Linked DNA regions of Homo sapiens: region 1 is linked to region 2. The links are chromatin loops, found by intact Hi-C in ENCODE. Cell type or tissue: heart left ventricle. All regions are shown on one strand. Links, peaks and the distances in the headings refer to the core of each region. The heading gives the core; the rest is flanking DNA. Region 1 overlaps GAN (gigaxonin). Region 2 overlaps CMIP (c-Maf inducing protein).

The links. Hi-C counts contacts between places; a loop is a spot of excess contacts. Peaks named below come from ENCODE experiments on the same cell type or tissue, not always from the same donor. Only the 100,000 strongest peaks of a DNase experiment are listed, where the experiment ranks them.
Region 1: it touches region 2 in a loop (2.0-fold over the local background); 8 of 110 quality-filtered maps call a loop at or near these places.

Annotation. Positions count from the first base shown.
Region 1 is chr16:81,363,887-81,369,255 of GRCh38, reverse strand. GAN (gigaxonin) reads right to left here. Exons shown (of 11, transcript NM_022041.4): 7 at 5,313-5,369; 8 at 4,146-4,282; 9 at 3,778-3,906. Among named protein-coding and RNA genes, the nearest start is that of MIR4720, 18 kb to the left of the region's middle. In heart left ventricle, for the core only: a CTCF peak has its summit at 2,718 (motif pointing left); no DNase peak of the experiment used is centred there; H3K27ac peaks cover 1,061 bases.
Region 2 is chr16:81,614,343-81,619,711 of GRCh38, reverse strand. All of the region lies in intron 2 of CMIP (c-Maf inducing protein), which reads right to left. Among named protein-coding and RNA genes, the nearest start is that of MIR6504, 5.7 kb to the right of the region's middle. RefSeq lists enhancers at 609-1,209, 2,642-2,711, 2,136-2,978, 2,932-3,081, 2,979-3,822. In heart left ventricle, for the core only: no CTCF peak of the experiment used is centred there; DNase peaks (open chromatin) are centred at 2,761 and 3,681.

The DNA of each region.
Region 1 (5,369 bases), core at 163-5,162, 250 kb after region 2:
ATGGTGGCTCCCAATCCATGTGTCAGAGAACCAGCATGGTGATTTTGCCAGTTGTCAAGTATGTCTATTCTAGTTATATATTCAGGAATCAAAAGAGGAAACTGACAGATCTCAACTTCAAAGAACAGTTAATTTAACTTATATACTGTAAAAAATTAAAGTAGAGGGGCATCTAGGCTAAGCGAATGCACGGAGGCAGTAAAACACAAGAGGATTTAAAAAGTGAGCTGGAGTATACGATATGTGAAAGAAAGATACTAAAAAAGGGTGAAACTTTTTCTTAACCTCAAATCATGGAGAACCCTGAGTAGGTGGCTAAGAACTATTACCTTTGTTTAGTAAGCAGTGGGAAACAGTCAAGAATTCTGAGAAGGGCAATCAAAAACTCTGAGCAAAAAGGTATGTGCCACTATGCCTGGCTGATTTTTGTCAGGTTCATCTTTCAAAACCACAAATAAGTAACTGCACTGGCAAGGCTGGCCAGAGGCTAATGACACTACACAGATGCAGGAATAACTGTGAGGGTAGCAGCGGGGCAGGGAAGGTGGGAAATGTGAAAAATGCTACCAAGATTTAAAAAAGGACCAGACCTGGCAACTGATGAGTTGCAAAGTACAAGACAGAATTCAAGATGATTCCCTTTTCTGAGACAGGGTCTTGCTCTGGCACTCAGGATGGAGTGTAGTGGCACGATCATGGTCTACTGCAGCTTCCACCACTTCCCAGGCTCAAGTGATCCTTCTGCCTCAGCCTTCCAAGTAGCTGGGACCACAGGCGTGGACTACCATGTTCAGCTCATTTTTGAATTTTTTCAAAATTCATAGAGACAAGGTCTCACTATGTTACTCAGGGTTGTCTTGAACTCCTGGGCTCAAGGGATCCTACCACCTGGGTCTCCCAGAGTTCTGGGATTATAGGTGTCAGCCACTGTGCCAGCCAAGATGACCCTTTTTTGAACATGGATGACTGGGAGGATAGTAGTGTTACTAACAGAATATGGACACAAGGAACAGAAATAGAGAAACCGTCATTCTGGGTATATGAAGCTGTTGCTCTGGCTTGGTAATACTTTATGGCAATTTCTTTGCTTTCCTTTCAAGCAGTTTTGCTTTTATTCAGAAAAACAGAAAAGAATAAGATATGGCTTTTTTCCCAGAAAGTTTTAACCTAAAAATAGGGAACAAAGACAGGAAAGACAAGAGATTACTTAAAAACAATCGACATGGTCTCCAATCAAATATGGACTGCTCATCCGGCAACTACAGTTTCCACACTATGCCAATATAACACATTTGCGTCTGATCTTTTAAGAAATAAACTACTCCTACATGTTATTTTGTTCTATCGATAGTTATAGGAAAGCCTATATTTTTAAGTCAATCTAGCGTGGTAGTTGAAAAGGTGGACTCTGGGGCCAGAACGCCTGAGTTCAGATCCCACCTCAGCTTCTTGCTCCTTGTGTGTCTGTGGGCACACCGCTCACCCTTTCCTCATATGGAAAATAGGAATAGTAACAGTACCTACATGCGCTTCAGAGTGCTGTTTTGAAGATTAAATACATGGCATTTGGTGTTATATGTGTGTTTAATGTTATCTAAACATGTTAGAATCTTATATTGGTAAGATAAATTAACAGCTTTCTTCATTCTATTTACAAACATCAGAGAGCTTAGAAATAAGGAACTGAATATACATTAATTTTATTTGGAAGTGCTCTTATTTATTTAGAGACAGGGTCTCGCTTTGTTGCCCAGGCTGGAGTGCAGTGACACAATCTCGGCTCACTGCACACTCCACCTCCTGGGTTCAACCAATTCTCATGCCTCAGCCTTCTGAGCAGCCAGGACTACAGACACGTGCCACTATGCCTGGCTAATTTTTTTTTTTGTACTTTTAGTAGAGACAGGGTTTCACCATGTTGGCCGGGCTGGTTTTGAACTCCTGGCCTCAAGTGATCTGCCCGCGTCGGCCTCCCAAAGTGTTGGGATTATAGCCTGGAGCCAGTGCACCTGGCGAGAAGTGCTTTTAAACAGCAAAGAAGGAACCACAGTCTTACGTTTAATTATTATGAACTTAAAGCAAGTGATAGTTATATTAAAAGCTTATCCAGTACAAATATGTAACAACCTGATAGGCCAGGTGCGGTGGCTCATGCCTGTAATCCCAGCACTTTGAGAGGCTGAGGCGGGCGGATCATTAAGTCAGGAGTTCGAGACCAACCTGGAAAACATAGTGAAACCCTGCCTCTACTAAAAATACAAAAATTAGCCAGGCATGGTGGCATGCGCCTGTAGTCCCAGCTACTTGGGAGGCCGAGGTGGAAGAATCGCTTGAACCCGGGAGGCAGATGGTGCAGTAAGCCGAGATCACGCCACTGCACTCTAGCCCGGGCGACAGAGCGAGACTGTCTCCAAAAAAGAAAGAAAGAAAAAAAAAGACTTCATCCCTTGGGCAATCAGCCCTCCCAGTCATGTATCAAGGAAGGAAAAATGTAGAGAAGTCTGAAAATCTGCCCCTACCACAGCAAGTATTCTCTAAACTGCTCTCTAATAAATTTTCCTAAGATAGTCTATTCCTGTAATTGAAAAAAAAGGCTATGCAAATACCCTAAATTTAAAATACATGTTAGGCAGCATTTACATGCATTTGCAGCATCTTTGTAACTGCTCACTGCGTGCCCTCATCTAAAACAGCATGAAATTAAACATTATGTTATGGCACCCTCTTCTGGTAGCACGACTGAACTACTCTAATAAAATTACGTTTAGCACAGCAATTTCCCCTTAGGATTTAAACATATTACTGCAATAAGAATACTGCTCAGTGGTTACAACAATAAAATGTGTGAGGAAAGAGAGAAGACATCGAGAAGGATGTTATCTACCCTACAAGACATACGTGGCACTTGTCAGAGGTTTTAAGAATCTCAGAAATCAAGCCTCAGCCACTTAATCAACATTTTACTAAGCATCTGATACAGACAGGTAGGATGCTGGAAGCCAGGATACAGAGCTGACGAAGGTGGACCTTGCCCTGAAGTTGCTTGCAGTTAACAGCTACAACCCCAGAGACTTGTCTGGAGGGCATGGAATCATAGATGAAGGGATAAAAAATCAGACTAGGAGGCATGAGAAGGCTTTCTCTAGGTTTTGATAACTAAGCAGTTTTGAAAAAGGCCAAGCTAACTGGATGGACAGCGGGAAGGGAGCTTTTAGGCAAGTAGCAGCAATACGAACAGAGCTGAGACAACCACACATGTTTGCAGGGGAAAGTGGCTCGGTATAAAGTATCTGGGTCAGTAGCAGAAAAAGCAAAGGCCATATCACAAAAGGCTATATATGCTAAGTTAAGGAGTTTATTTATTTTTCTTTGGAGAACAGGGTCTTGTTATGTGGCCCAGGCAAATCTCTAACTCCTGGGCTCAAGCAATCTTCAGTTTCTACCTCCCTAAATGTTGAGACTACAGGTGTGAGCCACCATGCCCAACAAGTTAAGGAGTTTTAAACTTTTTCCTAAAAGCTATAGGGAGCCAATAAATGATTTTAAGCAACTAAGCGTCAAGATCTCATCTACATATTAGAGATATTTTCTATTTGCAGACATTTTAAGTTACTAGCACTTGTGAAGTCACTGAATAAATATCTAGTATGCATGAGACGTTATCTCCTAAATCCATAATTTAATAAAGTGACTGAAAACAAAACTAAACAAAGCTAAAATACGACTGAAAGCACAAAGAAAAAGTTGCAGTAGCTATGTGAAACCATTCTTAGTTACCTTTTAAACTCATCATGGTAGAACTCGGACTTGCAAGTTACCATCTCGCTACCCTGGGCGTCCTCACGACTTCGGACTCCCCCAAACACATACAGCTCCATAGCAACTCCACAGGCCACCGCTCCAAACCTGAAAGGCCACACACAGCGTTATCAGGCACAAGCTGTACAATGCGAGATCTCACTCCCGCGTTCCTCTTATGCTGGTTTAACTCTGCAGCATTACTACGTGGGCCTTCCTTTCTCAGGAAATGCCAAGTCAAAGAAAAGGTTACTCTGAAAGAAAAGAACAAAAGCCAGGCAGGGTAAGGGGCTCCAGACCCAGTGAACAGCAAGGGAATCTACAAAGTCCACCCCACAGCCACGTACCTCCTCTCTTTTAGTGGACATATGGCAGTCCACTGCTGGGTCCTGGGATCATAACACTCTACAGACTCAAAAAGCTTTCCGTAGGAGCCTCCACCCATGGCGTAGATTTTCTTTTTCATAGCTGCATAGCAGCCGATCTGAAAGCAGAGAACAATGGTGGGGGAGAGGCAACATTTCTCATTCAGGTCAGGTGAACAGATATTAAACTGTCTGGGCCATACTTAAAGAGATTTAGGAAGGGGTTTGATTTCTAACCGTAAAACGATGGTGCTTTTCAGTATTACAACACCGGACTTTAAAATGAGAAGAGCAAAGTAAGACACATATTCTTAATCTTCAGAAAAGGAGCTCTTACTCCAACTGATACTATTTCACTAACTGAAAGAAGTTCAAAAGCCTCATTTTTATTTATTTATTTATTAGAGACAGGGTCTCGTTCAGTTGCCTTGGCTGGAGTGCAGTGGTGCCATCATAGTTCACTGCAGCTTCAAACTCCTGGGCTCAACAGATCCTTCCGCCTCAGCCTCCTGGGTAGCTGGGACTACAGGTGCACAGCACTGTGCCCGGCTAACTTTATTTAAAACTTTTTTGTAGAGATGGGGGATCGCTTCAGCCTAAGAGTTCAAGACCAGCCGGGGCAACATAGTGAAACCCTATCTCTACTTAAAAAAACAAAAATTAGCTGGGTGTGGTGGTGCACACCTGTAGTCCCAGCTATTCAGTAGGCTGAGGTGGGAGGATTGCTTGAGGCAGAAAGAGGTTGCAGTGAGCCAAGATGGCGCCACCGCACTCTAATCTGGGCAACAGAGTAAGACCCTCTCTCAACAACAAAAGGAAAGAGAGAGAGAGAGTAAGAGAGGGAAAGACAGAAAGAAAATAGGTTGGGAAGATGTGGCTGCTGCACCATTTGCACACTCAAATGTGGAGCTTGACACACAGCGGTGCTGCACAGGGCCCACAAGCAGGATAAACTCTCACACACGCTCACTTTCCTATCTTGGTGTGTGGCTGATGACAGTGAAGGCAAACTACCGATAAAGAGAGTTCTATAAAGTTAATTCTTTTAACACCATCAGTTATATTAAAGGTTTATTCAGGATATGAAGACACATTAAGTTTAAAATCCAATGTGTACACAGACTAGTTATCACAAAATGCAGTCCTCACCTTTCTGACCATGGTCAAATCAGGTTGCTTTGTCCAGGTTTTAGAATAAATATCGTA
Region 2 (5,369 bases), core at 139-5,138:
CCCAGGTAATCTGACCCCTGCTGTAAACCACAACACCGGACCATTCTGAGTTCCCCATTGGCTACCCCTCCACCCCAGGCTGGGCCGAAGTGCAGCGTGCGTTCCCCACCAGAACCCACAACCCTCTCTCCAAAGTGACCCTGCCTCTGACGGTTCAGGGGGTCTGACGAAGGCTAGAGTCTCTCTCCAAGCACGAACATCCACCTTCTGCCTCGAGGCACACAAACGCGCACACACACACTCAAGCATGTAACCGCTTTGTTTCACCCTTGTTCGAGGAGATCCGGATCACGCTACAGGTGACCACCTCCCGCTCCCCAAGTCATCTACGAAACATCAGCTGCTCTCCGAGGTCAGGGTCTGGAGCAATCTCTGGCCTTGCATAAATGATCCATTCCAGTAGCAAGTGTGGTGAGGACTCAGGCTCTGGTGAGTGAGCTCAGGGACTCAGAGTTTTGAACCCTGGACTGCACGAATCCACACCAGCCACCCTGATGCTGGTGGAGCTTGAGTCTACCCAAGTGCAAAGCAGGCAGGAGGCAAGCCCTCCGTGTGACACAGGAACTCCGACAAGGGCTGAGCCTCTTACAGGTGCAGGTTCAAGTCTCGGCTCTGTCGTGTCTAGTGGTGTGACTGCAGCAAGTTGCTTGACGACCCAAGCCTGTGCCCCCTGCCCAGAGTTGCGGAGGCCAAGGAGGAGAAACAGCCCCCTGGAGAGACTGTTGCTGAGCTCCCTCCCATCAGCACTGCCCAAGCTCTACTGGTCTTGTGACAATTCCTATTCATTAGGATGACAAAATACACCCTGCTCGGGGAGAGCTGTGCGAAGATCCCAAACAATGAGCTAATCCATGAAAAGTGCTTCCTCAGCACGGTGCCTGGCACGTGCAAACACTCCACAAACAGGGGCCAGCAGCGTCAGCAGCCACGGCCAGGTCTGTGCTGATAAATGCTTAACATCAGGCTCTCTGGAACAACAAGCCCTGATCCCGGCGTGTGCGGATTTCTGTGTTGTGAACAATCCCATTTTGGCTGATTCCACACCTTCAAGGGGATGCCCCTGGGCCAGAGCTGGGGAGAGACGGGCACGATCAGCTCTGGTGGGCAGGTGCAAGCTGGGATGAGCTGGCTCCAGGGCATGCCTGGTCCACATCCATTCCTGTGCTTCCTCACACACCAAGGGGGCCAGAGAGAGAAGGAGGTGGTAAGGAAAATAAAGCCCCCTAAACATGTTCCATCCTAAATCCCTTGTGATTAAGTTATCCTGCGTGGCAACGGGACTCTGGATGTGACCAAGTTCAAGGTCTTGAGATGGGGATGATCTAGGTAGCCCAATGAAATCACAAGGGTACTCACAAGAGGGAGGCAGGAGGGCAGAGTCAGACTAAAGCAGAGGTCAGAGTGATGTGGCCATGAGCCAAGGAATGCGGACAGCCTTTAGAAGCTGGAAACGAATTCTCCCCGAGAGCCTCCAGAAGGAACATAGTCCTGACACCTTCGTTTTAGCCCCATGGGACCTGTGTTGGACTTCGGACCTCCAGAACCATAAGAGACTAAATCTGTGTTCTTTTAACCACAAAGTTAGGGGCAAGCAGTCACAGCAGCAATAGGAAATAAAAGCAGGAGGTACAACCAGGTTGGTATAACGCGGATGTGAGTTGTTCCACTGGCTCTGAGGGTCCACAGTGGACCCAGGCAGTGCCTGTAAGCTGCCACCGGCTGGACGGAACGGCCAAGCAAAGACAAAAAGAAGGTGGAGGAGGACAACCACATCCCTCCCTCTTCTGTGTCCACTGGCCCCGCCAAAGTGCCCTGTATATATGTGTGACCCTAAGAGGGAAGGGGCCACGCATGCTCTACCTACCACTGTATCCTGTGGCCTGGAGCACCAGGAGACCAACAGGTGTTTTCTGAATGAATGAACAAAGGAATGAATGGACTAGGAGTTCCTTGAGGGCAGGGTCTTATTTCTGATTCCACAGCTAGGTGAGCAGTGCCTGGCTGGGCCAGAGCTGGTTACACTGGAACGAATGAACACAGAAACAAAGGAAGAAAGAGGAAAGTGACCCAGGTGTCACAGGTGGTAGAGAATGACCAGAGGAGACTCCCTTCCCCAGCCTCTGTAGCGAAACCCAACACAGACCGTCCTCCACGATGGCTAGCCCAGCCCTTCCCATCTGGGGTCTCCCTGGCTCATGAGTCTTAGGGGGCCTTCCAGCCCTCCTCAACAGTGTGTGAGCCAGTCCTCTGGCTTGGCCAGGCAGAGGTTCTTGCCCAGGACTCTGGATCTTGGGCAAGTGCTATGGAGATGGGGCAGGGAGAATTCACCTGGGAGGAGCTGGGTCCTGCCCTGCACCTTCCTGCACTGGTGGTGATGGGACTACCACCTGCATGCCCCGACCCCAGCTCCAGGCCATTCTCCAGGCTGCCACCGTTCTTCTAGTACATTCCTTTCCTGCTTGGGATGGCCAGATCCCATTTCGGCTGCCGGCACATGAGAGCCCTGAGGGACCTGCAGGGCCTACTGGCTCTTGGCCCCTTCTTCCTTTTCAAAGTGGACATTCTGATGTGTTTGCCCCGTAGGCATTTTTACAGAAGGAACCAGCATTTCCACAACTGTGGCTTCTCCTGGTCACACCGTTGGTGCTCCTGGCGTCTCCTCTGCCCCGAGCTCACATCCAGATGGTTCTGGCCCTGCCAGACTGGGTCCGGCCCACTGCTGAGTTGTTGGCAGGGATGGCTGACAGATCTCTCCTCCTGGGCCCCAGCTGCCTGGCCTGGCCACGCCCCCTGTGACTTCCTGCTGAGCTGCAGGAGCCTCCAGTCTTAGCTGGGTCCTCGTAGCCTGCCTCTCACAGCAGCACTTGATGTCTAAAGGCCTGGGACGGATTTCTTCAGAGCCACTGACCACAGACACTGCTACACATCAGTCTCTTCTCAGCCCCATCCTTCCAGGCAGAGCCATCTGGGTTTCCAAGCCTTTCCTCCCATAGGAGGGTGTGACCCCCTTCCCCAGCCACACTTGGCTTTCTGGCCACTTCTGTTCCACTCTGGGATCCTCTCAACTCTTGGAGGTCGGTGTGGCAGTCCAGGAAGAAGGCAGGTTTCGGTTCAAGAAGGCAGGTTTAGTTTGCAGATCCCAGCTAAACAGGTATGACACAGGCTGGCGAACTAAGTGCGATGACGCATGTCACTACCAACCACAGACCACGGGTGCTTACTCGGTACCAGGCACCACGAGAAATGCTCACACACACCTCCTCTCCTCCTCAACGCACCCATCTTACAGATGAGGAAGCTGAGGCTCGGAGCAGGCAGTGGGGTGCCTCTGCACACTCCGGCGCCTGCCCCTGCCCTCCCCACACCTCGGCCAGGACCCCATCCCTCCTCCGCTCTCCTGAAGCTTCTGGCGGCCACTTCTTCAAGCCCTCGGCCCACACCCTGAGGCTGGCTGGGTATTTATGTCCCACCCACAGGATTGGGAGAGGAGGCAGGATCCACGTAGGATTAACTGCGACTGCTCCAGTGAGCCTGGTGTTAAAAAAAAAAAAAAAAAAATACAGCTGAATGAATTAATGACATGTAAGGCAAGGCACAGAGATGCCGGGCTGAGGACAGTCTCGATGCGGAACTCTCCTGCGCCTCCTTCCAGGGAGGCAGAGACAGCCAAGATCTCCCACCCACCGCGCCCGGCTCCTTCTGCCCCAGTGCGACGAGAAGGAAAGCTGGCCGTGGTCCCCTCCCCACCCCCGTTTAGGCTGGCTGCACTTTGGAAGAAGGCAGAGGCTTCAGCCATGTTTGTCCACGGTAACAATGAGCATCTTTCCATCAGAAGCCAAAGGGAGTTTAAAGATCACCTGATTCAGGGGGGTTTATGGACCCCTTTGAGAACCTAAAACAAGCTATGGACTCACACCCATGTAATGTCAACATTTATGCACACACACAAAGACACATACACCACACACACACCATACACACACACACCAGTTACACATGCACACACACGACACACAAGGACACATACACCACACACACAGACACATACACACCACACACATACACACACCATACAGTTACACATACACACACACCACACAAAGACACATACACCACACACACAGACACACACACTATACACACACGCACCATACAGTTACACATGCACACATACCACACACAAAAACACATACACCTGCACACAGACACACACACCACACACACACACCACACACACAAATACACATACACCACACACACACCATACAGTTACAAATGTACACACACCACGCACACACACACACACCATACACCACACACACACCATACACACACCATACAGTTACACATGCACACATACCACACACACAAAGACACATACACCACACACACCATACACACACACCAGTTACACATGCACACACACCACACAGCCACATACCACGTAGACACATACACCACACACACAGACACACATACACCATACACACATACACACCATAGTTACACATGCACACACACCACACATACACGTACCACATACACCACACACACATGCACACACATCACACAGACATACATACACACACACCACAGACACATACCATACACACCTCATACACACAAAGACATACCACACAGACACACACCTCACACAGACACACAGATACACATGCACGTACACCATATACACACAGAGACATCACATATAGACACATACACCACACACACACGTCACATATCACACAACACACCACACACATGCACACACCACACACAGAGATACACACTATGCACACCACATATAGACACAGGACACACACACATGCACATACCACACACACATGCACACACAGAGATACATGTGCATACACACCGTATACACATATACATACCACATATAAACACACATATCAGGCACACACATGCACACATACCACACACACCACAGACATAGACACATACACACTCACAGAGACACACATGTGTACGCACACACATGCAGACATACCATACACACACACACACACATAAACCATACAGACATACATACACACACACCACAGTCCCACACGCAGGACTGTGCAGGTAGTTTTGGAATCTACCATGGACCACGGCTTAAGGACCCAGGTCTAACCCAACCTTTCCTCCACTGCCACATTTCCACTGGGGAAACCAATGCATATACCACACACACACCCAGACTTGCTGGGGTCATCATTTGTGTCATTTCCAGGTCTCTTCCCTCCGGGCTCCTGGCAAGCACACAGGCCAATGCAACGAGCTGATGTCATGCTGAAGTGACCCGTGGCCCGCGCGTGGGAGCCCCTGAGAACCCGTGCACCGCTTGGCACACTCCCTTCCCCCAC